Linked DNA regions of Homo sapiens: region 2 is linked to region 1. A link is an interaction called in ENCODE POLR2A ChIA-PET data of the cell type or tissue named here. Cell type or tissue: GM12878. All regions are shown on one strand. Each heading gives the region's core, and the rest is flanking DNA. Links, peaks and the distances in the headings are about the cores only.

Region 1 (2,904 bases), core at 209-2,708:
TCCCATTGTTTGTTTGTTTTTGAGATGGAGTCTTGCTCTATTGCCCAGGCTGGAGTGCAGTGGAGCGATCTCGGCTCACTGCAACCTCTGCCTCCCGGGATCAAGTGATTCTCCTGCCTCAACCTCTGGAGTAGCTGGGATTACAGGCGCACACCACCATGCCTGGCTAATTTTTTTTTTTTTTTTTTTTTTTTTTTGAGACGGAGTCTCACTCTGTCGCCCAGGCTGGAGTGCAGTGGCGCGATCTTGGCTCACTGCAAGCTCCGCCTCCCGAGTTCACGCCATTCTCCTGCCTCAGCCTCCCGAGTAGCTGAGACTGCAGGCGCCCGCCACCATGCTCGGCTAATTTTTTTTGTATTTTTAGTAGAGACGGGGTTTCACCATGTTGGTCAGGAGGTCTCCATCTCCTGACCTCGTGATCCACCCACCTCGGCCTCCCAAAGTGCTGGGATTACAGGCATAAGCCACCGTCCCTGGCCCAGCCACCGCTCCCGACCCAGCTCCTGGGTTTTGTATTTTGTTGAGGAAGGCATTTACTACCCCAATATTAATAAAATATAGTTTAAATATTTAATATTTCAACTTTTTTCTCTAAATGTTTAATCGTTTTACCACCTGTGTTTGATGTGATGGGGTAGAAGATTCAATCTAATGTTATTTTTTCCTTCAGTGGATAGCCAATTATTTCATACAATTTATTGAAAAAACCACTCTTCCTTCGAGACCTTAAATGCCACCACTATCATAAGCTACATTTATATTGCAAAATCGATTTATATTTATAAACTTTCTGTATATTTAGATCTACATTTTCATATATGGCAGGGAAAATTCCTACTCATAATCTTTTTAAAGATTTTTTTTTTTTGGCTGTTATTGAACATTTCTCTTCCAAAAGAGAATCAGAATTCTCCAATTCCAATTTTAAAACCCTATTAAGATTTTATTAGGATTGTATTAAACTTATAGACTAATTTGATTGTCTCACATGACAACAGCAGAGAAACTGCTTTTCCTGAACGACGTGAGTGCCACATCTGTGTGGCTTTCCATTCAGTTTTTCATGTGTGAATTTTGGTTACTTGCTTTTGACAGGCAATCTCAGAGAGCCCTCGCTCTGTCTGAATTGTCCACAAGGGGTCCCCAATATCCAAAGTATGGATGGTGCTTATAGTGAGCTCCCCTCTCAGTCTTTGCATAGGCACTGTTATTTCAAAATGGCAAGCAGGCTCAGATTATTAAGGTTCAATTAACTTGCATTATTTGCATGTAGAAATGCAGTAGTGATCCTAACCAACCTGGTTTAATCACCTCGACAGATTGAAAGAAGCTTTCCATTTACTCTGCAAAACATACTGACCAGTGGGCAAAGCCCACTGAAATCCCACAGCTAGTGGCTACTCTGAAGCAATCGCACACACGTGACTCTCCCACTGGGTTGCCAAGAATCAGTTGTGTTTTTTTCTCAAATCTGTGTTTGCTGATTGTACAGGTATTCTAATCACCTTGTTGTTATCAGGTGGGAGCAGAAGGCCAGGTTCCCCACAGAGCCCCCATTAACACCCTGGGAGGAGCACCTCATTACATTTGGGCAGGGGTGTTAAGTTCAGGCTCCCCACTAGCCTCTGCTGACACACCGTGGCTGGGGAGGAGTGCTTCCTACGTGGTCTCCAGTGACACTGCGGGTGTGGGACTTTCTGATGCTAGGGATTTCTATTCTGAACACTTTATGTAAATGGAATCATAACATATGTGGCCTTTTGTGCCTGACTTCTTCACTTACCGTAATGTTTTCAAGGTTTATCCATGTTGTAGCATACATCAGGACTTCATTCCTTTACATTGTAGATGTACTACATTTTGGGCCAGGTGTGGTGGCTCACGCCTGTAATCCCAGCACTTTGGGAGGCCGAGGCGGGTGGATCACCTGAGGTCAGGAGTTCAAGACCAGCCTGACCAACATGGTGAAACCCTGTCTCTACTAAAAATACAAAAAATTAGCCAGGGGTGGTGGTGGGCACCTGTAATCCCAGCTACTCGGGAAGCTGGGGCAGGAGAATCACTTGAACCTGGGAGGCAGAGGTTGCAGTGAGCCGAGAGTGCGCCACTGCACTCCATCCTGGGCGACAAGAGTGAGACTCCGTCTCAAAAAAAAAAAAAGGTGTACTATATTTTGATAATTTTCTTTGTTTTGTGTTTTTTTTTTTTTGAGATGGAGTCTCACTGTCACCCAGGCTGGAGTGCAGTGGCGTAATCTCAGCTCACTGCAACCTCTGCTTCCTGAGTTCAAGTGATTCTCCTGCCTCAGCCTCCCGAGTAGCTGGGACTACAGGCGTGCGCCACCACGCCTGGCTAATTTTTGTATTTTTAGTAGGGACAGGGTTTCACCATGTTGGCCAGGATGGTCTCAATCTCTTGACCTCATGATCCACCCACCTTGGCCTCCCAAAGTGTTGGGATTACAGGCGTGAGCCACTGCACCCGGCTGATAATTTTCCATTGCATGGATGTGTACTACATTTTGTTTATCCATTCATCAGTTCATGGACATTTGGGTTGTTTCCATTTTTGGCTATTATGAATAATGCTGCAATGAACATTCATGTACAGGTTTTTGTGTGGATACGTTTTCATTTCTCTTAGTTATATACCTAGGAGCGGAATTGCTGGGTCATGTGGTAATTACGTTTAGCCTTTTGAGGAATTAGCAGACTGTTTTCCAGAGTGACTGCAAACTTTACATTCCCAGCAGCAAACTTATAAGAGTTCCTATTTCCTTTGGGAGGCCAAGGTGGGCGGATCACGAGGTCGGGAGATGAGACCATCCTTGCTAACACAGTGAAACCCTGCCTCTACTAAAAATACAAACAATTAGCCGGGCGTTGTGGTGGGCGCTTGTAGTCC
Region 2 (2,904 bases), core at 271-2,770, 72 kb before region 1:
CTGTGACCCGAGGAGAAACAGAGGTCCGTCAAGTCCCGCGCCTTAAAGGGAGGTTAGAGGGAGAACGACCCCCTCGCTCCCTTACCCCCTCACCCCTCATGGGCTTTGGACTGGGGAGGCTGGGGGCTGGCGCGGAGGAGAGGCTGGCGCAGCCGGGGGTGGGGACGGCGCGGAGGGCGCGCGCAGCCCCTGTGGCTCTCCCGTGCCGCTCTGCAGCAGCGGCGCAGGACAGTCCCTTCGCACGCGCCGCCCGCACACCTTGGCACGGGCCAAGCCACACTCTCCCCCGCCGGAACAGCCAGCCCGCCGCCCAGCTTTCCTAATCCGTTTAAGCCTCACCTCCTCCGCGAAGCTCTCCCGGGTTAACCCCATCACTTCCAACCACTGTATCTGGCACGTGCTCCCGTTTTTGTTTTGTTTTGTTTTGTTTTTTTGCAAGTGCACTCTTGGGCTCGTTGGAATAACAATATCGAGGGTAGGTGTCTGTCCCCAGAAGCCTAAGTTCAGGACGCCCAGTGTGTTCTGAAGGATGCGGCTGATGAGTTTCTTGCCTGGGCTCACTAACCATTCCCACCCTCCACGCTTCCCCATCCCTGCTCACTCGCTCCCCTCCTCCTACGGACCCTCCTCTTCACAGACTGTCACAGCTTCGAGTGCACAATCCTCTTCCCACCCCCTCCCATTCTACAGTGGCGGCAGGTGCGAGGGGAGAGAACATTGAGCATTTGAAGCTTCGACTTGAGGCTCGGCCACCGACTTTGCTGTAAGTCGCTCCCTCCCCTGGGTTTTAGTTTCCCCCAAATGAGGCAGAATGCGGTAATGTCCAGGAGGGCGCTGCAGGTGTGGAGGATGGGAATCACTAGCTGACACGCTGCCCCGCTGCCCCTCAGCCCCTCTCCATAAACAGTGGCCGTGACACCAGATAGGCGGCTCGACTTCACTGGACCCCCGCCCGTAAGAGAACTGTGAGCGCTCTCCAGTTGCCAGTGCGGCGTCCAGAGCCGGGGAGGGAAAGAGGATGGGGGTCCAGGCCGGGCCCTTTATTCACAGCCTGCATGACCTTGGACTCTTCTTCCTCTGGGTCTCAGTTTACTCATTTGAAAAGCAGGGATAACAGTGGGTTGAAGGAGAGCAGGAAGCTTGTCACCCAATGTTTCTGTATAAAAATAAATGATCATTCGCGGTACAGTGATTGGCAGCAGACTGGGCTCGTGAATTCCGACCCCAGATTCTCCGTAAAGGGGTTTCTGGAGTCCCTGGAATCTCCCTGTGTCACCGCTCACCTCATGTTCTTTCTGGTTCTCTGGAGATAGGTAATGGGTCCGCTCCTGTTTCTGCCTCCGCGTGAGGGTTGCGGCCACAGGGTGACGGCGTGGTGGGCGACACCCCCGCGCAGGCATGCACAGAGTGGTGGTCGTTGGGCGAAGGTTGGTCGTGAGGTTCTTGGGCTTCAGGAGCGAGGCTTGGAACCGGTGGGCGGGACTGTGTGCAGAGGTGGGGCTAGCTCGCCTGGGGGACGGGGCTGTGGAGATGAGGAGTTCTCCAGAACTCGGGTGGCGGGGCGCTCCCGGGCTCTGGCGCGGGGAAATGGGGCTTTGGCAGTGGGGGCGGGGCTTAAGGGTGGGGAGAGGCCGGGGAGCCTGGAGGCGGAGCTTGGGGAGCTCGCCCCACGCGGGGCGGGGCTCCGGCGGCAGCGGGATCTGCAGTTCGGACTCCGCGCGCCACAGTCGCTGCAGTTCGCTCCACTCTGGTGGCCCCGCCGCCCTGCGGGGATCCCGGGGGTCGGCGGGCTGCTCGGACTTGGCGCGGGGCCGGCCCGGCCTCTCTCTTCCTCGGTGGGGCCTAGACGGTCGGGGCACCGGGAACATGGAGCCCTCTCCAGCCGCTGGGGGCTTGGAGACCACTCGCCTGGTGAGCCCCCGGGACCGCGGTGGCGCCGGAGGCAGCCTGCGTTTGAAGAGGTAGGACAGACCTGGGCTGGCCCTCGGCCCGGGGGCGCCACCCTACTACCCTCCGTCCATTTCGTTGTCTCTCTCGGCGCGGGCCCCGGCGGCCGCCCCAGCGCACCGCGGGTCCCTCGCTCCGCTGCACCCCGCTTCATCCCCTCTGGCCACACGGAGCGCCCAGCCCTACACAGCCGGCTACGCCTCCTCCCGGCCGCCTGACTTCCTCGGGTGAAGCGGCCTCTCACTCCCCTCCGGCCGGCGTCCCAGGCCGCCGGACCCCTCCGCCACCCCCGCGGCGCCTGCCTTCCCTGGGAGCAGCTGCCGCTCGGTCGGGCCGGAGCCCTCGCCCGGTGCGCCAAGGTCCGCATTGCCCCGGGCCCAGGGCGGGAGCGCCTCGCTGCCCAGGCTTCAGAGCTCCCTCTGTAGGCCCCGGGGGCTCCCCTCCGCGCGCCCCCTCCAGCCGCGGCCAGCTGTGGGCGCCGGGGCCCGAGGATGGGCCGGGCTCCGCGCGGGTCTTGCGGGCCCCTGGGGGGCGGGCGGCCGCCGGGAAGCGAGGGGGCGGCGAGGAAGGAGCAGGTGCGGTCTGGGCAGCGGGGGTATTCCCGGCTCCGCACAGACGGGGCCGGGGGCGGCGAGGTGTGAAATGAGGCGCGCGGAGCGGCCGGGACAGCGGGCCGGGGGTGGCAGGAGAACCGCCAACGCGCCCCGCCGGCCCCCGCGCCTGCCGCCACCGTCCACCTGCCCCTCTGAGCGGCCGTCCGACCTCCCTGCCCACCCCCGTGGGCCATCTTGTCTGTCGGCTGACCGTCCGTTTGTCTCCGGAATTTGGCAGGGTCTCCGGCTTTTTCTCTTCCCCCACCTCTCTCAATCTTTCTGTTTCTCTCCTAGTCCCTTTCCCTTTGTCTCTGACGTGGTGCTTCTGTGTGCTTCTCGCTCTTTCTTTGGGTGGGGGCCTTCA

The links. Peaks named below come from ENCODE experiments on the same cell type or tissue, not always from the same donor. Only the 100,000 strongest peaks of a DNase experiment are listed, where the experiment ranks them.
Region 2: POLR2A ChIA-PET joins it to region 1 with 5 read pairs; 5 of 35 experiments call an interaction of 5 or more read pairs at or near these places.

What each region holds. Positions count from the first base shown.
Region 1 is chr2:27,189,948-27,192,851 of GRCh38, reverse strand. No RefSeq gene overlaps it. Among named protein-coding and RNA genes, the nearest start is that of ATRAID, 21 kb to the left of the region's middle. In GM12878, for the core only: a CTCF peak has its summit at 1,134 (motif pointing right); a DNase peak (open chromatin) is centred at 1,211.
Region 2 is chr2:27,261,869-27,264,772 of GRCh38, reverse strand. It overlaps SLC30A3 (solute carrier family 30 member 3), which reads left to right and starts at 1,726. Exons shown (of 8, transcript NM_003459.5): 1 at 1,726-1,961. The coding sequence starts at 1,867. RefSeq lists silencers at 128-217, 1,692-1,761, 1,782-1,961, 2,012-2,171. In GM12878, for the core only: no CTCF peak of the experiment used is centred there; no DNase peak of the experiment used is centred there; H3K4me3 peaks cover 2,037 bases; H3K27me3 peaks cover 1,454 bases.